3 separate regions of the Mus musculus genome follow, and all the other regions are linked to region 2. A link is a loop called in an ENCODE intact Hi-C map of the cell type or tissue named here. Cell type or tissue: heart. All regions are shown on one strand.

The links. Peaks named below come from ENCODE experiments on the same cell type or tissue, not always from the same donor. Only the 100,000 strongest peaks of a DNase experiment are listed, where the experiment ranks them.
Region 1: a loop joins it to region 2, with 6 times the contacts of the local background. A loop is called at or near these places in 38 of 42 quality-filtered maps.
Region 3: a loop joins it to region 2, with 2.5 times the contacts of the local background. A loop is called at or near these places in 11 of 42 quality-filtered maps.

The regions. Positions count from the first base shown.
Region 1 is chr17:86,493,250-86,501,249 of GRCm38, reverse strand. Prkce (protein kinase C, epsilon) reads right to left here. Exons shown (of 15, transcript NM_011104.3): 9 at 7,830-8,000; 10 at 5,139-5,312. Among named protein-coding and RNA genes, the nearest start is that of Gm30284, 52 kb to the right of the region's middle. In heart, CTCF peaks have their summits at 4,657 (motif pointing left) and 6,059 (motif pointing right); DNase peaks (open chromatin) are centred at 1,379 and 6,179; H3K27ac peaks cover 2,350 bases.
Region 2 is chr17:86,901,413-86,909,412 of GRCm38, reverse strand. No RefSeq gene overlaps it. Among named protein-coding and RNA genes, the nearest start is that of Tmem247, 12 kb to the left of the region's middle. In heart, CTCF peaks have their summits at 3,078 (motif pointing right) and 3,994; DNase peaks (open chromatin) are centred at 3,092 and 3,922; H3K4me3 peaks cover 294 bases; H3K27ac peaks cover 1,998 bases; H3K27me3 peaks cover 1,260 bases.
Region 3 is chr17:86,749,848-86,757,847 of GRCm38, reverse strand. Epas1 (endothelial PAS domain protein 1) reads right to left here and starts at 3,984. Exons shown (of 16, transcript NM_010137.3): 1 at 3,540-3,984. The coding sequence starts at 3,565. In heart, CTCF peaks have their summits at 1,468, 4,211 and 4,420; DNase peaks (open chromatin) are centred at 1,817, 2,427, 3,717, 4,267 and 2 weaker places; H3K4me3 peaks cover 3,961 bases; H3K27ac peaks cover 3,063 bases; H3K27me3 peaks cover 1,460 bases.

The DNA of each region.
Region 1 (8,000 bases), 410 kb after region 2:
TGTTTGCTTGATATTTCTTTGAGGCAATCTTCGTAAGGGTCACCTCAAACTTTCTCTCCTCCTGCCTCAGCTTCCAAGTGTTAGATTTATAGGCCTGTGCCCAAGGTGATACATCTTATGTTCATGTTATCATAATCACATGTGAAAATAAAGAAGAGAATAATCACGCCTGCCTTGTCGTAGCATGTGAAGAGGGCCAGCTGAGCAGAAGCCTATGACGGCGACTCCAGTTCAGGCAAATGGCTTCCTTACATGCAAAGAAGCTAGCTGACGTGATGTGACAGTATCTAGACTAAGGGGCAGCACTCCTCCCTGCTCCTCCCTATCTTCCCTGCCTATCTATCCTGGACACAGGAGCAAAGTGAACTCTATAAGCATGCATTTCATTCTAGAGTGGGTCCTTGCCTCAAGACCTGAGTGATTGATCTCTTCATCAGGCCTGATTGATATGAAATCATGTGGCCCTTCTACTTGCATTTCCAACACCCCCCCACACACACACACACACAGACATGCCCCTCCGTCCTCCCCAGGAGGCAAAGATTACCACTCAATGACTTTAAATACTGACCCTCCTATCAGAGTCTCCATGAGCCCTTGGTCGCTTGCAGGCCACAGGACCCCTGAGTGTGTAAACTGGCTAAAGCAAGAGAAATGGCATTGCTTCCCAGCACCCTCACTCAGGATGCTCTTCAGCACCAAGGAGATGTGCTTCCTCCAGTCGCCATCACTACATAAGCCACTGTGTCACACAAAGCCCAAAGCATCCATGTAGACTCACTTCACCTAATCCTAGAAAACACTACCTACCCTAGCACTACTGCTTAGAGTCTTCTCCTGGCAAGTGTGTACCACAGAGTCCCTGAGGGCTGCTAATCCAAACCAACTAGAGGTGTGGAATATCTCAGGCTTTTGTTTTCCAGAAACAGCCAGAAAATGGGCCAAAAGCCCTCCAACTCCTCCCAGGCCCTTGGACCTCCAGCATCATGTGGTCTAGCAGGACCATGGCCTACCCCTCAGGTTGCTTTCTCTGCTCTCTCAGACTTGCCTGATTATTCATTAGATTTGCCATCTCTCTGCTGATCATCTTGCTTTCCCATTTTTTTCTTTAGGGTTTACTGTTCTGCTAAAAGTCAAAACAAACATTAGAGTTCCTTGAAACTACAAATTCTCTCCTATGTTGTCAACACTTGCTCTGGGAAGCTCTCCCCATGCCCACAGAGATGATTAAGTCACATTCGAAAAACATCTCCAGTTGCTTTTTAAGGATTTTCCATGCTGCCCGTTCCCCAGGGCTGGAGGGAGACTGGCCAGCGGAGATCCTGTAGAAGCTCAGCCCCGCTTCCCCAGTTTCCTTCACAGCAAAGTCCTCCTGGATTTGGCTTCCCAGGCCTGGCAGGAAATGCCAGAGGGTGGGGGACGGGTACAGTGTGCACAACTGCAAGTTTTAAAGAGGCAATGCCACGGGTGAAACCGGCCAGGTCAGGTTTTGTGGGATCCAGTTGGAAAGGATGGATTTGTAATGGCAGTGATAAAGTACAAACACACGAAATCTCAAAGGGCTTGGGATTTTTAATTTTCTGTTAACCACAAAATCAAAATAAATCTACCTCCTGGGAGCTCTCTGAGCGCCAGCAGCCAATGAAACAGGCAGAGTCCGTAAAAGCAGCTCCTGCACGGGGCTCTAGCCTGGAGCAGGAGGGCCATGCCTTTGAGAGCCGAGCGGGGCACCACAGCCCCCTAAAGAGGGTCCCAGCGCTGCCATGTCCCTTTCTCTCAGCAAGAATTTGTTTTGCTTATTTTCTCAGTATGCACCCCCCCCCCCCCTTCTCCTCTTTCTCGTGTCATCTGTCCACAGAGAAACAGGAAACAGGAGCTGTGAAGTCTAGTGTGGGAGAATGCCAAATGAAATCTAGAAAGAACTTCGGAGCCATCTCTAGGTGCCCGCCTTCCTCCCAATGCTAACCCTATCTCAAAGGCCAGCTCTGTAGCTTCCCTCGCCCGATTCAGGTTCTCTAGAAGCTAAAAAACACAGCAGGGTCTCAAGTCTAGCACAAGGTCAGAATCTGATGGGTATGTATGTATTTGTGGTTTGATTGACTGGCCTATCTGATCATTCTCATTAGCGCTGGGTTCTGGGATCATTTCACTTGTTTCTTATCTTCCAGAGTCTGCGGAAGAAGACTACAGCACATCACCAAGGACAGAACAGCTTAGAAGAGAGAAACCTTAAGTCCTTATTTGAATTTAGCTTGGTCCTTCAGCAGGCTGCTGCTGGCAAACTTAACTGGGCCATTATGGTTGTTACCAATGGCTCTGCATGGCCATCCTTGCTGGATGCCAGAAAAGGCACAGGACCTTACTTTACCCTCTCCCAAGCTCTCCCAGCCAACCTGTACATGGCACCCAGTTTAAAGTTCTGCATAATCGACCAGGACGCTCTCAAGGCAGCTTCCAGAAGAGCTATTCCTCCCTGTATACTAAAACCTGAGTCTGTTAGTGACTTTTCTAATTGCTGTAACTAGACAGCATGACCAAGGCAACCTAAGAACAAAGAGTTTCTTTGTACTTATGGTTCCAGAGGGGTGGAGTCCATGATGGTGTAGCAAAGACATGGCGGTGGAAGCAACAAGCTGAGGGCTCAGCTCTTGAGCAGCATGCAAAAAGCAAAGAGAGCACATTAGGAATGGTGGGAAGCATCTGAAGTCCAAAGCCCACTCCCAGTGACACAGTTCCCCCAACAAAGCTGCATCTCTTGAGTCTCCTCAAACACTGCCACCAACTGGAGGCCAACATTCAAGTAGCTGAGCCCGGAGGGGTCCTGCTCATTCAAACCACCACACTGGGGCTCAGCCCAAACCAACTTCACACCCACTGTTGCTTTGCCCGTTCTAATGAAGGATGAGGCAAAAATCTTAATAGGATTGAAACAGATATTTGTGGGTTTGAATCATATATGAAAATCTCAGTCAAAACCACAACAGTATGGTGGCTGAGGAATGGTACTTTTTCAGGAAAAACAACATCCAAGCAAGGTTGAAAACTGAGCACGGATTGAGGCTGTCCTTTCTGCTTCCACTCCATCTCACCCTTCAAAAGCACCGCTGCCCCGCTAGACCTGAGAGCAGCAGCTCCCAGCTCTTCTTGGTGTGAATGCCACGGAAACACTAAGGATTTCTTAGTGCTAATTTACTGCAGATGTTAGTATGAGCCCCAAGTCCTGACCCCAGTCACCCAGTCATCCTTCCTCAGGCAAATCTGTGTCCCGCTGATAACCCCACACCCAGCACCTACTTCAAGGCAGGCATGAGATTCTAAGTTCAATTCCCAATACCCACCACACACGCGCGCGCACACACACACACAACTGTTGGTTCTCTGAAACAATTTTTTCAATGATACAAAGAAAAAAGTAGACTAAGTGGTTTTGTTGTTATTGCTTTTAAGACAAAACTTAAAACTACTGAATGTAAGCCCATGTGAAAAGAACCACAGACAATAAAGACATATCACACCTGATACTTTTCTCTTTGATCTTGAATTAAGTTCTAAATGAGTTAGATATGGTGGCTCGTGCCTATAATGCCAGGACTTAATAGGTGGAGGCAGGACTGTCCCGAGTTCCAGGCTAGTAATGAACTGAACTTCAGAATGGGGCCCCATCTCAAAACCAAAACCACAGTAGCCAAGCTGTAGTGGGAGAACAACGCCAAACCCATCTCTGCACTTGTTCTGCCACACTGGACTCTGCATTTGTACACAAACATGAACTCACACTAATCTGTTTGGTGTTACACAACACAAGTTTGAAAGAGAAATGACTTAGCCACCAATCTGAGGCTTCTCAGAAAAGAAACAGATTTTTATGAAGCAGGGTCTCTGAGGACAGTTTCATAGAGAAAGCAACCCTGGTGTTCCTGAAAAATAAGCCGCAGAGTGGCCAGGCCCTTTCAGGTGGTTCTCATTTCTGATGCCATCAGAAGGAGAGGAAAACTTTCCTAGATCAGTGTTGCTTACTGATGTCATGCGTGGGTTGATGGGGGAGAGTCGGGACCAAAATAATTGGGCAACTGTGGATTAAACTAAGGTAATCTTTCTTGGTACGCTGCAGGACTCTTCCGGGACTCCAGTGAGCTAATGTGACCTGAGACTACTGGATGGGAGCTCAGGCCACAGAGTCTCCCATTCCTAAAGCTCCTCAGACAAGCAGGGTTCTCAGAAACTGCCTCAGGGGTAAGGGTGGGGGCTGGAGCAAAGAGGCTGTCAAGTTTCTGATGGCAGGAACGGGGTCTTGTTCACCAGGACCTAGCATATAGAACACATGTATGCGTGTGCACATGCGCACACACATACACACACATACACACACACACACACACACACACACACACACACACACACACACACGAGCACCTACATACATGTCACCCTTCACTGTCTAGGACCCAGTCTGGATTGCCTTCTAAAGCACACAAATACTACAGATTCACAATGCATCCTAGAAGACTTTCTCCCATACGCATTTCCAAAAAGGAAAATAAAATAAGAATTTTTATGAAGAACATGTGCTGTTTCTGTAAGAATAATACCAAATCAGATGGGTGTGGGTGTGTGCTACAATGTCCATACACACACTCATCCTTTACTGCCACCTGCTGGCAGCCAGGTAACTTTTATATGGTTGGATTTCACTGTGGAATTCCAAGCATTTGTTTAGATTCAACATCTCCTATGACATCACACAAGGTAGAAGGATGAAGGTAGCTTTTGCTTTTTTTTTTTTTCTTCTTTTGAGCTGAAGCAGCCTAGAAGCAATCTTACTGTTGATTGAAAAGAGCTGGAACCGGGTTTACACCGCATCTGTTGGTTTTTCCAATGAGTCAACACTGGGGTTGACCATTTGGCTTTGAGTTGCCACAATCTGAAAGTGCACTATCGATCTTTCATCCCTGCACAGACACACATATGGTGTTCAATCGAACGCCTATCTCTGCAAGGGTAAAATCCACTCCACCACACTAAGTCTTGGAGAGAGGTACGCAGACGGTCAAAAGTGGTTTCTGATAGCTTAGATTCTGTGTGTTAGATGCCACGATACTACCCAAGAGGTCAGCTGGCCAGCCCCTTCTTAAGCATACCTTGGTCTGGAAGCAGCAATAGAGTTGGGTTAGATAAGGGTGTTTCCGAGCCAGAGCCAAAATCCTCTTCTCTGTCATTGTGCAGTCCACATCATCGTCTTGTAGGATAACGTCCTTCTTCAAGACCTTCACAGCGTAGACTTCATCTTTGCCTTTGAGTTCCGCCAACATGACCTGCAACCAGTTTTAACACATCTGGTCAGTCTTCACACCCACAGAACCAAATGATGTCAAATATCTAAGTGTCAATTGTTTCTTTCTTTCATTTTTAATGAAGATGTTTAGGAAGCTAACATTTTAAACGTTTAGGGAAACTACCTAAGGGGTTTTTTTTTTTTAAATCTCTGGCACAGTGCTCAGGTAAGAGAAGTTTAATGCACAGGGGCTAATTATTCATATCTTCATCTCCACTAGTGATACTGTAATTATCAGAGAACAAATGTAGCGTGCTTCCTATCTCTCCCTTGTATCTTTCTCTTCTCGCCTTTTCCCTCTTTCTTCATTTCTTTTGACAGTTCCCACTATGTAGCCCATGTTGGTCTTGAACTCATGACACTTCTGTTTCATCCAAATGCTAAAATATTAGGTGTGCCCCACCATACCACACACACATACAGACTTTCAGAAGAAGCAATATGTTATATGTATTTTCCTATAAAGTCTTCATCTCTATCATGATTGCTGGTACTCAGTTCAAAGTAAATACACTATAATTGATTCTGCTATCTCCTTCATATTAGAAACAAGTTATACCCAATTAAGTTCTATATAAGTTGCGCTGAGTGCTTTTGGACACAATTTAAAATTTTGTTTGGCATTATATCCTTGAAATAGATAGTTTTAGAACTAAAGGGTTGAACATTTTACACACTTCCCGATTTTTAAAAAAAGACTTGTTTATTTACTTATATAAGTACATGTCTTCAGACACACCAGGAGAGGGCATCGGATCCCATTACAGATGGTTGTGAGCCACCACGTGGTTGCTCAGGACCTCTAGAAGAGCAGACAGTGCCCCTAACTGCTGAGCCATCTCTGCAGCCCACATTTCCTGGTTTTTAAGAGGGCTACTTCAGAGAATAGCGTCTCTGAGCATGGGGCCGCTTTCACCTTCCCCTTCTGTTGGCTTGCTTCCTCTTCCTTGACAAACGGGAGACATTACCCTGACTCTGCTTTCAACTTGCAGTCTACCTTCCTGGGAGATTTATTTTCCAGTCGATTCTCTTTGTGGGAGAGTTTTCTCCTCTGTCTAGTTATTTGGGGTTGTTACTTCTAAGTCGGTACACATAAGAGACATAAAGACAAACCTCTTGCTCTCCGCACTGGCCCTCCCTTGCCTGCTTCATGACAAGCTGCTGCTATCTTTTCTTACTGAACATAACCTCTTTATCTGTGTGTACTTAATCGTGCCCTGTGTTTGCCTTTACAGTTTTATCCACAGTGCTGCAGGTAAAGACACAATTCCTTCCCCTGAGGGCTTATGGGGAGTCTGTTTTCTTGGCATTTGCCTATCAGTTGGCGTTTTCATTTATCTCCAAATAGTTGCAGGTCATTCTCCTTCCTGGGAACTTTGAAGAATGCTATTCCAATGTTGCCGTCAAAGTAAACCGAACATAACCCAAGGAACTTGAGAGGGTGCGGATTCTGTCACCTACAAAATACAGCCTATGTAAAACGGGCTCCAAGCTGCTTGCGATGGTGTGATTTTGCCTAAGAAGCCAGCTAAGCGCTCAGAGTCTTCAGGACCCCTATCCTGTCTACCTTACGTGCAGACCTGGGAGTTCTGAGCATGCTCAGTTCCCTAGAATCCTGCTCAGATTCAGACCTAGCCCTGCTCATAGCCTAAGCCAGAGCCACACGTAAACCAGAGGCCTGGGGTCTGTTTCTTATTAAGCTAGTTTTTAAAGAATGTGATCGATTCAGCAGTTGCCATCTGAGGAAATTTCAGTAACCTCCCTGCCAGGTGATCTCGGGACAGATAGGGCAGGTGAGTGCCTGCAGAGGCAGGCCCTGTGCCTGAGGGCTTCACGGAGCCTTCCCTCAGAATGGCCTTGGAATGGTGAATTAGGCCTTTCACTCCTGGCTGCTTCCCAGAGCCCAGCACAAATGAGAGAACCTAACTGCTACACCAGGCACGGTATTAAGACAGACAAGGAGACAGATAGACAGATATCTGAAATGCCCCTCATTTTTCTGGGCTCTTTGCATTTTGCCAGGACCATCACTGGTGGGCACAGCCCCACAAGGCATAGAGTGCAGCAGAGATCTGGGGGAAATGCCCTCAAGGGCAAAGGCCCGGATCCACTACACAATTATCCAGCTCTCCTCTCACGTGGAGAAGAAGAGCAGAATGGTTAGCAAGCACCAGGAAAATCAGTTAAGGACATTCAGCTTCCAGAGTCCTACACAGCAAGGTTTGCTCTGAACCTGGAGTCCACCAAGGACAGACGCTCAGAGCTCATGCTTAAGGTTTTCCTACTGAGAAAGCGGGATTTCACATGGCTCTCTGCACAAAGGAAGAAATGTGCACATGGAGTTGACAGTTGGGAAGAAGGGACATGCTAACACATGAAACTGCTCAGTGTGGTCCCTCCCTCCCTCCCTCCCTCCCTCCCTCCCTCCCTCCCTCTTTGCCTCTTTTCCCCATTTGATAAGTGAGAACTACTGAATCCTACGGTGATGCCCACAGACCTTGCCAAAGCTGCCTTTGCCCAACACCTTGATGAAGTTGAACTCATCCAGCCCCAAGCGCTTGGCCTGGCCTGGCCGGACTTCCCCGTTCTCTCCGGGGCTTGCCAGCTGGCCATCGGTGGCCGACGACGCTCGGTGCTCCTCTCCTCGGTTGTCAAATGACAAGGCCTT
Region 2 (8,000 bases):
TGAGTAGAGTGTGTGTGGCCCTACGAGGACTTGGAGGGGTAAGAGCTGGGGACTGAAGTGAAGGAAAAATAGAAAGGAGTCAGGACAAGGGGATATGGGGCTTAAGGATAACACGGGAGAAGCACAGGCACACGGGGCTTGAATTGGGGTAGCAAGTGTGCTGGGTTCCCAGAGTTGGTGTGGTGGGGTTGTGTGTGTGGGGGGTGATATTAGACTGAATGTAGTCCAAGGCCCACCTGTGCCCTTCAGTGCTGCAGGTAGCTTAGAGGGCCCTGGATGGATCAGCATCTCCAGAAGCTAACCAGACAGAAAGATGGAATGGTAAGGCGCTGTCATCCCATGCCTGTTTGGATTTTTCTAAGACCCCCTGGAACCTGAGTTTGGCAATAGTGAAAGCGCTCAGCCTGTGTTTCTTCTCCGCAAGCTCTGGCCCTGTCCTGTCCTTTAGATTGCCCAACTCACATCCAGCTCTGACGTCCTTGCTAGGAAATCCAAGGTGCTGGCTAGAGTTGTAACCCAGAAGGAGATCCAGTGTTAACTGAAACACACAGACACAGAACCGGCCGATAACAACGCGGGCACAACACTCACCATGTATATTTGTCTTTACACTGAACTGAGGCTTCCTGAGCCAAACGCTGGCATTTAGCTGTAGAGGTAGAGTTGGAAGGGGGTGGGTGGGGAGATGATGCTTGGGGTTAGAGGACGCCTTCCCAGATGGATGCTTGTGTCCCAAGACAATTGTCCACCAGCTTAAACGACAAGCCCCAGACAGCTCTGAACGGAGTGTCCTCGGGCTGGTTTTACATGCCTTTGCTTGCTGGAGGGATCAAGCGGCTTGTGTTAGCCAAGCATGGCAGGGCAAGCCTAGAATTCCACTGCTTGAAAGGGGCGGGCAAAGGCTGATCTGTCCAGTGACTTTGGTTGGAACCAGCCTGGCTACTCAAGAGCCTGTCTCAAACAGATACACAAAGGCTCACATTTCCAAGAGGGGCATGAGTGCAGGGGTTGACCTGTGTCGACAGGAGTTTAACCTTGGCTTTGCTTTCAGATAGCAACCCTGAGGTACCTTTTCCCAGGGGGATCGTCTCAGGAGGCCAATCTGAGGTCTGCAGCCTGAAGCTCAAGTGTCTCTGATCGTACGAGTTTTAGGAGTTCCCTCCACTGTGCTACATAATGCTGGATACTTGCTGTGGTGGATTTGGTTTAATGCTTGTATTATGTTAAATGGGTTCCCAAAATTGCAGGAGGACCTGCATCTAAAACCCTGAGGATTCCTGCCCTCGTTTGGTTTTCATTGGTGAATAAAATGGCCAGCGGCCAATGGCTGGGCAGGGAGACAGACATGGGACTTTAGGATTTGAGGGCAAAGGGACAGAGAGGGGACTGAGAACCGCTGTGTCGGGAAAGGAGAGAGACCAGGCCCGAGGCTGCAGGAGGGAGAGCACAGCAATCATGGAAGAGCCGGCAAGAGCGGCCCCAGCCCCTGCCCCCATTGCAAAGATTGGAATATAGATTTTAGTAAGTGGCCAACTGTCTCCACTTACTTGCTTGGGATTAGAGGACAGCCCAGGCGTATTGGAGGGGAGAGTGTCAGCCACATGGAAGTTTGGAAATGTCCCAGCCATTTGAGTGGGATTAATCGCCTACCACGACAACTTACAATTCACATTCACATAAGGTGGGGCTAAGAGTCTTGAAGTAAATGAAATGGGAGCACGTTGGCTTCCGCAGATGATCTAGATTCATCCTCCCGCATGTGCTCTCCGTCCCCTGCTCCCGGGGAGCTGCGGCTGAGCACTGTGCACTGACTCTGGGACCAGTCCGGAGCTCACAAGGAGCCTGCTTTTCCCACATTGGATTCGTGAGAGTGAGGGTAAAAAGAATCTGCAGAGACTACCTACCGTACATCCCTGACCTTGGCGCATGCTCCTTGAAGCTCTGAGTATCGTCCTCACTGCTTACTCGCACATGTCTGTTTTGGTGACTCCAGGTCACAGTCCCAGCAGGAGGTGGACCAACTCTATTCAGTTCTAGATAGGCAATGTTCTCAGTCTGTCCCAGGTGGTTTGAAAATGACCTGGAGGAGTTGTAAGTTCTCTGGGCATAGCAGCTGGGACCTTGGCATTGTGCCCTGGTGTCAGTCATGTATCAGAACATGCATGTGACCATATTTTATCCCCTCTGAAGAGCTGCTGTGGTCATCCCTGCCTGTATGAGAAACTGTGGATCAGGATACCTAACTGATTTCACATGCACACAGCTGTCACCTGGCAGGGTGGAGATTTGAAACCAAAGCTGGTTTGCTGTAAGTCTGATTTTTTTTCTTCCTTTCACCCTGTGTTCTGTTTCACACATGTAGATCTAGTCAGGTCTGCAGAATTATCTTGATAAAAAAAGCCATAACCCCCCTCTCTCCTTTTTCCTCCTGCCTCCTTATTCTATTTTATTTTGAGACAGATTCTCATATAGACCAGGGTGGCCTTGAACTTGTTATGTAGCCAAGGCCAACCTTGAACTCCAGACTCTCCTGGCTCCACTACCCTGCTGCCAGGATTCTAAGCCTCCTAGTGGCCACCTTCCTAACTGCGTCGCTGGATCTATGGCTGTGAAGGAGCAGTGTTTTGATTCCACAAGGTGTTCCTTAAGCATGTTTATCCTTTCTTTCCCCCACTGTCAGTCGGTGCCAGCTTTGCCACCTCCTCTGCATGGTTCCCATTGCTCTGAGCTCCAGCTCTTTGAGGACTCCGAGCAGGCAGCATCTCACTCGAATGTACGGACATCTTCCATGTTTGACCCTAGACTTCAGGCTTTCTGGTTTAGAGACTATGTGATGTGTGCCCATCACAAATCACATCGTGTACAACACGACAGGCCACTTACACATTAAGGTGTAAGGTGAGGTACCCCGGACGTGATTTCTCAAAAGAAGTGTTTAGCACGTCTTTGCCATAACAAATGAGGCTCATTGTTGCGCTCTTGGCATTCAGGAGTAGTTCATTTTGGTCCTCTCCAAACTGCTTTGGGTTTGCGCTAAGAAGCCCTGGCCCGGCTCTACCTCGGTAGCAATACTGCTTTTGTCCAGAAGATGGCGAGCAAAGCCAACAGGAAGGAACAAAGTTTATTAGCGCCTGGCGTGAGAGAGCAGTTAGCTCTTCTCATAAAAGAGACAGGGATGGAAAAACGATTTGCCAAGGTTTATAAAAATGCACTGAGGATAAGGACTGGCCTCGAAGGCAGGGTTTCTGGCTGACCTCTATGAAAGTCAGTAGTTTAGAAAGGGCAGCTGAAGTAGAAAGATCACAGCAGCTTGTGACTGGGTCGTTCTTCAAGAGCCTGCTTTAATACCTTCAGCAACTTCTCTCTAAAGCAGAAACAGCCGGGGAGTATGAGCAGGCCAGGGCACCATCCTCCTCTGAGACGCTCACTGGCTTTGGAAATCAGTCCTAATTTCGTGCTCCTTGGTTAACTCTCTAGTCTACCGGAAGCTTCCAGGGGCTTCATGGTCATGTTTGCACGGGTCTTTAAACTGAACAGAGGTTGGGAAAGACATACTGATTTGAGCTGACTAGAAAGAGGTAATAGATCGATGGGGGAGGTTCCAGTCGGGTGGGAATTTGCCAAATAGCATTTTTTAAAAAGAAGCTGAGGAGGCCAGCCAAAGCTCTAGCTTCAAAGTCAGAGTAATACAAAGTAAGGTCAGCCAGGGCAAGGGTGTGACCCTGGGAAGGGGTAAAATACCTCCCCGAGTTTTACAGAGACAGATTTCTAAAACTATAGCCACCTCCCCCCAGCCCCCATTTTCTTGTGACCTAAATCCTCCCCTGAAGCGGAGCTGGGCTCTAGGCCAGGGTGTCAGTCACGGACAAAGGCGTCCTGTTTCGAAGGTCTGGCCACTGTGTTTGCCTGTAGGGGCCAACAAACGCTGTAGGCCTCCCCCAGCCGATAACATAGAAATCCGCAGAGTTCCTCCCAGGACACTCGCAACACTGCCCCCTCAGGTTTCTCCAGCACGGTGACAGAGCTGTGTCCATAAGGCCGCTTGATTCTGGTTGATTGTATGGTGGCTGCTAGGTTGTTCTTCCTCCAGCTGACTCCATTCTGGCTCTGTTTGTTTTTCCTAGCTGACTGGAAAGCCTTTTTCTCAGGGTTTTTTTGGACCAAGAGTGAATGACATCCCAATGTGGCCTGTCCTCTTTCTCTCTCTCTGCCTATTTTATCCTCTTGCTTCCCAGAACTTTGGTACATCTCTGCCTTTGTCATTGAAGCTGAAGTGGCAGAGGACATTGCCGGGCTGGGGACCCATTGCTGAGCACAAGAGGGAAGATGGACCGTTCAGCTTAGTAGGAAGTTTCTGCTCCTGTGGAATAGAGATGCTGACATCTGCCCGTGATCTGGTCACAGAGAATGCAGAGACAGCACAAATGGCAAATGGGTGTACATTGAGGGAAGGGTGTACATTGAGGGAAGGGTGAGAGAATGGGGTGAATGAGTGTATGTCAGGTGGGAAGAGGGGGGACAGAGGCACAATGACGGGCGTCTGTGAGACATCTCCAGGTGTCAGGAGGCGCAGCCTTCCGCTTACACGAGAGCTGCATGTGTACATTTGGGCGAGCACTGTGAGGAGCGGTATCAGGAGCCGCTGTGAGAGTGGTGACAGAGCTCCGGCCATTGCCCTTGAGGGAGCAACTACTTGGCTGTGTGGAAATAAGCATTAGGAGAATTAATGTGGCTTAAAGTAGAGAGGAATGGAAAAATCCAGGGGGAAGGGAACCGTGAGTTCTGGGCTACAGTGGATGATAGGGAGACTAAGAAGGTACCAGGGGACAGATGTCAACCACATCCTGCAGGAAAAAAAAAATGACACAGGGCCCTGAGAGATGAGGAGGACTATGGATTGAGGAAGACATAGAGGGTCATGCCTGTGTGTGGGTGTTGTCTAGGAAGTCACAGCCTGCTGTGGCCAGAAGGCTCGGCTCTTAGGTGACCACAGAGGGACCTTATTCATGTGGTTACTGGTGTAAGGAGGGAAGTGGAGCCCATAGGCAGATGCGACCTTCTGTGGCTTCCTCTCACACTCTGGGCTCTTGTTCCTTCAGTAGTTACCCCTTAGCCTGACTGCACCCTTGGCTCAGCCTCAGTTGCCAACCTGCTTAGCTCTGATCACAGCCTGGGACACAGCTCTCTTGGCTACACTTCGAGGAAGGCAGGTGTTCTGTCCCTCAGTGCCAGGGCTCAGCTGTTTTGAAGGTGGGAAGGGAATGTGGCCCTGTTTGGAAGGCTCTGTTTAGGAAGTGAGACCAGGAGCTTTGTCAGAGAAGGGGAGATGGGTGGGGTGGGGTGGGGGAGAATTTTCTGGAAGTTTCTTCTAGTCTGGGCTCTTTGAGGCAGCTGCTTATATGATGGATGGCGACATTTATTTACTGCAGTTTTCTAGGGGTCACAGATCCCAAACAGATGTCCAATGCCCTGCAGGGAACACTGGTGGCATTGTGAGGGGGACATTTTTATTCTAAGTGAGTCACAGAGGCAGGGGAAGACAATGAGTCAACTGGGAACTGGCAGGAGATAGGTGTAAGGGCCATGGAGGAGTCGGGGGCGGGGTAAAATCAGCCCAGCCTGGCGCTCACTAGGACTTCCTCTCTGCCGCTCTCGTTTGTCAGCTGTGTGGTGAGGTCTCTGCACTGCAGCTTCTCCAAGCTCCTTTAGTGTGGTGTTGGCCGTCCACCTTCTATTTATGCTGGGTCCTCAGCCTGGTGTGGAGTTCAGGCATCAGATCGGGGAGGGGCCATAAAGACTGTCCTCTCAGGACAGGGCAGTCCCAGAGCTGACAAATTTGAATGTGTGAATAGGATTCTGGACTTCTAGTCTAGCCTCGAGTTCTTTTCTAGCTCTTATCAAGTTAAGAAAAGGCTTTGAAAAGAGTATCCAAGGCAAACATTTCAAATATTATAAAAAGCAATGGAATCCTTCTCTTAAAGGATATTTTATATGGAACGGAGAGAAGGCAGATAAAACACATCTGTCTGGGTAGCAGGTTTAGAGTATACGCAGCAGACTTGATGCCTGCCCGACTCCCAGGCTCCTCCACAGAGCCTCTGAGCAGGGTAGTCCACACCCAAGGGCCAGATGAGCTAAAGGCAGGCGTAGAGACTCTAGATTCCACGTTCCTATGGAAAGTCCTCTAGAAGCGAGAGCCAGGGAAGTCTCCCGTGTCTGCTACAAGACTGGTTGAAGACAGCAAACATGTGTCCATCAAACATCACAGCATGGCCACTATGGAAGGACCCTCTCTGCACCACCAGACATTTCTTTCAGCACTTAATATTAGCAAAAGCTCACACTGTTGTTTCTCAACTCTTTGTTCTAGAACGTCAAGGCTAGACTTTCCTCTCTGCTTTTCCAGATTGAGTTGCTGATCACAGACTGGCACTTCCCTCGCAGGTCAAGGTTCCTCTGCGTGTCTCCCTGCCCCTAGGATGCTGGACTGAAGGTGAAGTCTGAAGGCGGATAGACGGGAAGCCCTCTACGTGCTGGCTCTTTCAGGAGTACTCGCATTTCTGGGTGTGGATGTCTCTAGAACAGGGACCCAGTGCCAGCCCTTGTTCTATGAGTATCATGGCATAACAGTGGTTCTTGGTGTCCCTTTGATTCTGGGGCTGCACATTTGACAACATTCACTGTCATTTCCATTACAGCCAGGATGGCAGGTTTGTTTGGATCTGATGGTCATTTCTGATGGCCCAGCCTACCACACCCATCGCTAATCTGTAAATACCTAACTCTACAGGACAATGTAAAGGCCACAAGCACTCGTGTTCCTGACCCAGGTCAGCTTCCTCAGGAAGTAGGATGCTTGGATTGTCCTTCCGTTCCTTACGGAAGAGACTTCGGTTTCAGAACTTCGGTCCCCATGCCCATGACAGTGATAACCTCACTCCCCCATCACTATTGGGGCTCTTGAGCATCTGCATGGCTCCTGCCCCTCTCAATGACTAACGTCTATTTCAGGATTTGGAATCCATCCTCCCCGTATTACAGTCTCCTCACAGTTGCCATGGGGAGCAATAGCAGAAGTTCCCTGCCATGACAAAGTCATGGCTGCAGTCGAGGCATGTGGAAATGAGACAAGGTCCCGGGTGGGGTGCTTCACGTGCGAGGAAGGACAGAGCACCTCAGCTTTGCAGTAGGAGATGTGTCTAGGCAGACGGGCAGTAGCAACCTTTAACAGCATGGCCCTTCAAGAAGACTGCATAGACTCGAGACTGCTGATGTGGAATATGGAAGGGTGGCAGCTAGGGCTGAGACAACTTCATAGGGTCTCTACAAAGGGCCTGGCACTGCTGCTCAAGGGAAGTTACACACACATACACACACACACACACACACACACACACAAATATATGTATATATGCATACATATATATTTATATGTGCGTTTCGATATATAAAAATTATATTTATCTATATAATAATTTATATGTATATTTATATAATATTTATATATTGTATATAATATAAATTATATAATATAAACTATAATATAAATATGTAAATTATATAATATAACATAATATAATATAAATATATTTGTATATAATATGTTATATATTTAACATATGTATTGAAATATATAATATATACTTCTTTCATACAATATACTCTGATTATGCTTTTCCCTTACCCAGCTCCTTGCATATCCTCCCTGGCTTTCCAACTCTACACCCTTTCTCTCTGTTACTGTAGAAAATGAACAAGAACAAAAAACAGCAAATAACATTCTCTTGTGTCTCTCTGTCTCTTTCTTTCTCACATACATACACATACACATGCACACACACACATACACATAGACATACATCTCTCATACATACACACACACACACACACATGCACACACACACATACACATAGACATACATCTCTCATACACACACACACACACACACACACACACACACCATATACAAACACTAAACAAGAAACAATAATACACAAGT
Region 3 (8,000 bases), 150 kb after region 2:
AAGTAGCCTGTTTTCAGTTCAGGCTTTCATCCCTGCAAAATTGCCTAATCACACCAGGCAACAATCTAGTAGCTGTGGAATGTCCTCTACTTCACAAAGCAACTTGCTACATCCAGGAACCAGGAGGGTGCTTGCATTGGTTTTATTTTATACCTCGAGTAGTAGGGTTTGTTGGGGTCTTTTGTTGTTGTTGTTGTTTGTTTGGTTTTTGTTTTTTGTTTTCCCCTAACTGAAATAAAGGAAAGGTACTCAACCAATGGATTCCGATTCCCCAAAGTTTTTAACTACCAAGAGCAGCGCCACTGACTGGTTGACATCTCTCCTGCCTCAGCTCAGAACAAGGCTCTTGCAATTATCTAGGAAAGTAAACCTCTGTCTTGAAGGTTCAGGGGTCTGGTGGTGGTGGTGGTGGAGGTATGGTGATGGTGAGCTGCACTAATCCTTTGGAAATCCTCAGTGGCAAGAGGCATGCCATGGCGGGGGTGGGGGGGGTGGGGGGGTGGGGGGGATGGGGTGGGAGGCTCTGCTGTTCACATGCTAACTGATTGTAATGAACCAACTTTCTGATTCTTATCAGCACTAATTTTCCTTGTACCGAGAGGGATTATTTTACCTTCCTTGAGCCTTATCCAGAAAGAGAAAATATGTTTATGGCTTTCATACTTGCTTATAAAATAATCTTCAAGCCTCACAATAAAACTGAAAAAAACAACAACAACAAAAAACCAAAACAACAACAAAAAACCAAAAAAAAAAAAAAAAACCCAAAAAACAAAACAAAACAAAAAAACCAAAACTCTAAGAAAGTCATCTTTAGTACAGTTTAAATGCCAGGCTGATAGTGTCGTACAGCACTGCTCTACCAGGTTAGACTGTTGTCAAATGTTGAAGGAACACTAGTTAGGAGATAAGCTTCACTCAAGAAGCCCAGCCAGCATTGTCTCCTCGGCTGGGAAAACTGATGGACCTTGGGTTTATTTTAACAGAGGAACAATTAAATCTGCTGCCATCAGAAGCCAGCCACAGTTAGAAAACTTGAAGGTCCAGCTATCTCCAATTCCTTGCCCATCTTTGCCCTGGCACCAAATACCAGAAGCACTCCTGAAAGGTACTTGGACCCAGAGTCTAGCTTTGTGCCTGGACTTGGATTCCTGGCCACCCAAAGACCTCACTTCCATTTATCTTAATTGTTCTACAAATCCCCACTTGAGAGCATCCACACTTGGCTCTTCCTAGAATCAGGAATCCTGCTGGGTTGATGAGAACTCCAAGAGAGCTTGCTGTGGCTCCCCCAGTCTGCTAACCAGCCAACAAATAAAAGACTGGCTCCTGACTATCATGAAGGAATATATCCACCCACACAAGGATGTTTGGGACTAAAACAAGCCTTCTGGCCTCTGGAAGGGCTGTTTCCAGAAGGAACCATACAAATGCTCAGTTATGCCCTGGAGAAGAACCGGCCCTTGAACCACTAGTGGGTGGTATCACCAATCCGGGAACCCTTGCTGCTCACATTGATTTCCTGAAGCGCTCTGGAAAGCTCTGGGCAGCCATTTAAGGGACATTAACTTTTGATGCCCTGCTTCACAATTTTCAACTACATATTGATGCCCCCAAGAAGTCAGTCAATTTAACCAGAATCTCAAAACCACTATCCTAACAGGCTTTGGAAGTCTGAACCTACACTGAACCTACACTGCTTGCCCTGTTTTTTGGACACACACACACACACACACCCTGCGGGCCTGGCTACCACTGGGGCACTGCACTACAGGCCGAAGATTCCTAGGAGGTTCACAGTCTGTGTCACACTGGTTCTTAAAGTGGCCGCTGTTGTGGATAATTTGTAGTGTCATTATGCAACGTTCTTCTAGGCTCTGACTATACTCCCTGCCAGCCCTCGGCAAAGAGTCTCTGCAAGCTGGGTATGGAAATAGCTTTCCCCACTGATCCCTGACTCTCCCAAGGATTGATAGACCTAAGAGCAAGATGACACTTGACACTGATTACTGTCAGGTCTCATCTCGGACAAACGCGACAGTCACCCATAGACAAGGCAGTAATAAAGTGTTCAATAAGTGCTCCTGGCTACTCTGCTGTCCAACTTCGCGGTTTTGATGGTTTGTGATTACCCTCTGGCTGGTTTTACAGTTTGAGCTAGAATCTTAGTCTTTTTTTTTCTCTCTCTCTCTCTTGCTTCTCCTTCTCTACCCTCAAAGTACACAGAACCTCAGAGTTGTTTGGTGGGCGATAATGGGGAATCTAGAACCGGACTCAATACCTTCCCCCTCTAGAGATCCGCCAGCGCAGGGCGCGGGCGCCGGGCCAGGACGGGTGCGATTCGCTGGAGTTTATCAACTCCTTATCGGTGCCCTGAGGTGGGAGCTGCAGCTTTCGACCAGAGGATACACAGTTCCTGGCTCATGTCCCTAAGTGGAAGCCCAAACAAAAAGCCCGTTTGCTCGGGGCTGGGTCCTCACCGCCAGTCTTTTCCAGTCTGGCCACGGATCTCTGGCAGCTCGCGCCATTCTGCGGTCACGCGTACCATTCCGGACACCCCAGCTAAGTCGCCACGGAGCGCAGTGCTGGAAGCTCTAACCCACGGCACGCACCGATCGAAACAGGAGCAAAGTGCCAGGCGGCCAGCTATAAACTTTTGCAGGCGACGAGAATGTACCCAGGTCTGCGGCGGGGTCACAGTGTGTTCCCACCTCAGCTCCTAGAGCTGGGTGTCAAGTCACCAGATGCGGGGCGGATTGAAGGAGGCTCGAGGGCAGCGCGAGTTGCCCCGAGTTGCCTCTCACCCAGTGCCGAAAGGTTCGCGAGGACAAACCTTCGTGGCTGCCCTTCGTCTTAAGAATCAGACACTCGGAGCCGCCGGGTGTCACGGTCTTCTCTCTGCACACTAGAGCACCTGCCCCCGCAGGGCAATCCAGGTCACTCACTCCCCACTCTCTGCCGGAGTCTAGGTGTAGGGTAAGGTTAAGGGGGTTGAACAAACTTGGGTGCCGTCTGGAGCAGGACCCTTGACAGTGTTCCGGCTTCTCGGTCAGGGCGCACCCCAGAGTTGCGCTTTGCCCTCTGTTCCATGCTAGTTTGGGGCGCAAAGCCCGCATAGGAACGCTCTCGGAAAGACCTAGAGGGTCTTAGGAAAAGAAAGGCGTGTCTACTGCTCCAGCATGGAAACCCTAAGAGTCGAGGGCATCAGCCCAGAAACATTTCAAAACACTCGCTAGGGAAGCTTGGTGCTCCAGGGACGACAGACTTTGGAAGGCGCCGCGGAAGCACCCCTGACCTCCAGGGCCATCTCTCCGTGTCTCAAGGTCTCGGAACTATCCGCTTTGCAACTCTACTGCGACACCGCAGCTCCTTGTCCCTAAAGGCATCACCGACTCGCTTACTCAAAGCCCCTCAACAGCGGTCCTCCAGCCTCCGAGAACTCTCGCACCCCTCTCCCGACTGCCCCGGGTCGCGCCCGCCACGCGCAGTTCCGCCAATGCCTGGGACCAAGTCGGTCGCCAGCTTTGACTCCCGCTTACCTTTTTTTCTCCTTGTCAGCTGTCATTGTCGCCGTGGCCCTCCGAGACCCGGAGCACCTGGGTTCCTTAACCCCGTAGGGGCTGCAGCCGCTCTCTTTGCTGTGGCCCTCCGCAGCTCTCTGTCGCCCGGGCAGGTGTGAAAGGTCTTTAGTGCTCGCAGGTCCGAGAGTCCCGCTCAATCAGGTGGAAGTTTGCAGAGGGCTGGCTAGGTGCGGAGGAGGAGGAGGGAGGAGGGGGGTGACGGGGAGGAACCTGCAGGAGGAGGCGGGGCCGGGGAAAGGAGTGGGAGGAGGTTGTAAGACGCCAAAAGAGAGAGAGAGCAGCGACAAGGGACCTGGAGTTCCGTTTAGCCCCGAACAGGAGTCACTTTTCTGGGATCTGACAAATCAAAACCAACCAACCAAAAAAGAAAAAGAAAAAAAGAAAAAGAAAAAAAGAAAAAAAAATGGCTCGAAGAGAGCAAGTTGGAAAAAAATCCGGGGGCAAGCGAGTGCGGCCGCTGAGATGACCATACAGTCTCAGGACACTGCCGAGGATTGTACGGCCGCCTCAGGAGAGCTGGAGCGGAGCGCTGCGGACTCCGGAGCTGTACACCGGCCGCTCTCGAATGTCCGGCCTCCTCGGCTGTCAGCCCACTTTAAAAACTCGGACGGCCCGCCCGCGGGAGGGCGCGAGGGGCGCGGGAGTGGGACATCGGGCTGGGGGCGGGCCGGGGGCGGGGCTCCAGAGAAGCCCCGCCCCGCACGCTGGCTGCCTGCCCCGACTTCCCACCGTGTCCCGGCCAATAGGGAGGCGCGGCCACAGCCTCTGCCCTGACCCCGTCCCTCCCCTTTCTCTGGAGCTGCGCTCCTCGGGCGCCCGCCTGCCCTTCCTCCTCCTTCCGCAGAACTGCGACTTGTTTTTGAGGTCGCTGGTGGCGAGTAACTATATGGGACTCCAAATGGAAGCGCAGTTAGCGCAGGACTGAGTAATGGCGGGGATCTGCTACCCAAGTTCGGAGTATGCCTTTGCGCCAGTGTCCTTTCAGCCTCACTTTTCCCCTAAGAGCTAGGCTAGGGCAGGAGCGCTGGGTCGGAGATCGCGAGCGCAGCTAGGGCGTGCAGCGAGCGCCCAGCCAACCCCCCCCCCCCCCGCTTCCGGGTGCTGCTATAGTCCCCTAAACCATCCACTTGGCTCCCTTCGGCCGGCGGTAATGATCCCCAGGACCCTGTCGGCTCTTGTTCTTGTCTGCCTTGGAGGTGCGCTCTCTTTGGCCAAACTGACCTTGACTTCTGAGTCCCGAGTGGCAGAAAGTTGTGGGAGAAACTGGGACAAAAATGATCTAGGGTTGCTCCTGCCTGTGTCTTCCTCAACCGGTTTGTGGGTTTTGAGGTGCTCGTGGTAGACTGTTAGGTTTAAGTGTATGCCTGAGAGGAGAGCCTTGGAGCTCCCTCAGGCCTCTGCCCGCTCTCAATACCCCAGTATCACCGTGGGCTCCCCAGAGAGTTCCTGAGTGTGATGTTGGGATGTGTTGATAGCGTGTTCCCAAATCACTGGATGTGCTCTTCCGGGGTTCGAAGGATACAGCCAACTGCAGGACGTGGTGTTATGAAGTCTCCTCTTCCCTAGGCAGTCAGAGGGTTCTTTGGCCTTTCCACCTGTGAGATGCCCACTCCTGCTTTGATCTTAGACACTTTCCCATTTCCTACTTCTGCAGGAAAATCTCCAGAAGGAAGAAGGGCAGCCATGGATTTTTGAAGGCTAGGGAAAGAGCCAACGGGCTCCATAGTTGTGAATTGCGGAGAAAGCACGGTCCCTCAAATTGGGCTGCCCTGGTATCTAAAGTTTGTGCTTCCCGAACTATTCTTAAACACAAGTTTCCTAGTAAAATTATAACCAGAGACTGTGTGTGTGACTGTGTCTTGGGGTGGGGGCGATTTTTAAGTTTGTTTAAGCATGAAGAAGGTGGATACTTTTTGAAAGTCTTGGGGAGGTATCTGAAAGAATGAGTGCTTGAGCACTTGGAAATCAGTTGACACACCTGAGGGTGATTTCAAAGACCAGACCCTTTTCACTCTTGGAGGCTGGTGGATGATTTCCTATGACATTTCTACATCCAGACACCCTGGGTCTTAATAATAAGAAATTCAAATTGGTAGACACAGTAGTAATAAAATATAAACATATTTTGTTTGCTTTATTTTATATATTCTCTTGAGATTGGAATGGAGGGAGGGAGGGAGGGAGGGAGGGAGGGAGGGAGGGAGGGAAAGACCAGACAATAAAAAACCTTAAGCACTTCGACAGCTTCAAGGCCCCAGACATTGTTTTTCACCAGAGCTTCTGCTGGATTTGAGCTGTACTTGACAGGTGACTGGGCGATACCTGTAACCCGCAGGGAACATTTCAATAGCCTTGAGGTTATGAAATTCGTTTGAGAAGTTTTTGATTTTTAAGAGGAAAGATAAGGGCCCTGGATTCAATCCCTAATTCACAGTTACTTCTAAAGTAGGGGTTCTGGTCGGACATACTGGCTCACACCCTTAATCCCAGCATTCAAGAGGCAGAGGCAGGCAGACCGCAGAGTTCCAGTCCTGAGGGAAAACAATTTTTGCATAACATCAAGACCGGAGATGCTTGACCACGCCAAGTCCCGACTGCAACCAGTTGTCCTGGCGTGGAAATCAGCATCAGAATACACAGCGCAAGACCATCCCCCAACACGGGCCAGCCTGGGTTACAAAAAAAAAAAAAAAAAAAAAAAAAAAGTTCCTAGTCAGCCAGGGTTATACAGGGAAACCCACTTTGGGGGAGATGGAGGGGAGAGGTGTAAGAGGTCACTCAAGAATACTTCAACTTTCCCTATGTTAGTTGCATCCCCTCTTCCTAACCTACAAATTAAGTGCGCCTCGAAGATTCCCAGGACTAGACACAGACTTGCATAGAGCAGAGCCAGGTGGCCTAAAGACCTCTTAAGATGTCTTCCAGAGAAGACATGGTGTCAGCAGTCTTTGTAAGGAGCTGAGCATGTAAGCCAGACATAGACTTCTTTGAGGTCTTGGCCTCCATGGAAAACTAAAGGGGGGCAGCTCCGAATAAAGATGGTACGGTTTGGGAGGGGCTAAGACCTTAGCTTTACATGAGTGTCTCTGGAAGCATCTGTGTTAGGCTCACATAGCAGCAGAAGGCATCTTAAAGTCAAACTCTCATGCTGCTTAAAGCGGGGGAAGGGGGTACACAGATCACACATCTCCTAGAAAGTCTCCTCACCCGCGTGTCTCAGCCCTCTGAGGTACTGCAAAGACTGTGACATCAAAGGAATGTTTGCCTAGCTATTTTACTAAGAGATGAGACTGGCCAGGCACTGCTGGCCCACACCTTTAATCCCAGAACCTGAGAGGCAGAGACAGGCAGATCTCTGTGAGTTCTAGGCCAGCCTGGTCTACAGAGGGGGGTTCAGAACAGCCAGAGCTACACAGTGATACCTAGTCTCAAAAAAGGGGAGGAGGAGGGGGAGGTGAGCCCGAGACTTTAGTGCCCCTCCCATCTTTGTAGTGTATCCCATTAGAAGGATGTGCTATTGGTAATGGGTTAACCTCCAGAGCTACAGAAAGCTGGCACTTGGGATGCAGCAGAAAGGTGGGAGAAGGGTGACTCAGTAGTCCCCATCAGAGTGACAGGCATGGCCCCCGATATGGTTTGTAATCAGACTAGAGTGAGTAGGGCTCAGCAGAGTAAGCATGGAAGGCTGGGCTGTTGGTTTAGTGTTTGGTAAGCCTTCAGTTCTTTGTCACAATGGGATCAAGAAGAGGCAAGAGAGGGCCCTTAGAACTCAGAAATTGAAGGAGACACTCTAAATCATTAAAAACATGTACTTGCCACTGTTCTAGGGATATTCTGTCTCATGTAACACCACTCTGGTCTCCATCGACCAGTTATTTGGTGTGGGACTGTCAGGAACACGAGAGGTAGCGGAGAGGAAAGGCTATTTGAGAAAAGCCATTGCTCCTCCTTTCTGAGTCTCCCCCCCCCCCACCCCCTAGAGTTAATCTGCATTATCAACTTGATTGGATTTAGTATCACTTTGGAAACGCAGCTCTGGGCTTGACTCTGAGGGGGTTTCCAGACACAGTGATCCCAGATTGAATGAAAAGGAGGACGTGAGCTAAACACCTGTGTTCATCTCTCTGCTACCGCACTGCAGATGAACACAATGTAACAACCTGCTACTTGGTTCTCCCAGCGTATCAACAGCCATTCACGCCATTACACTACCCACAGCAGGTGGCTTGTGCCCTCAAACTATGTCCAAGTAAACCCATCCTGTCTTAAGTTGCTTTATCTTGTCACAATAACAAGAAAAGGCATACACACACACACACACACACACACACACACACACACACACACCACTTCCAAACGGAAGCCAACCCATTCTGTAACTTTACAAAACCTGTCTTGTAACTTCACTCTCTCACCCTG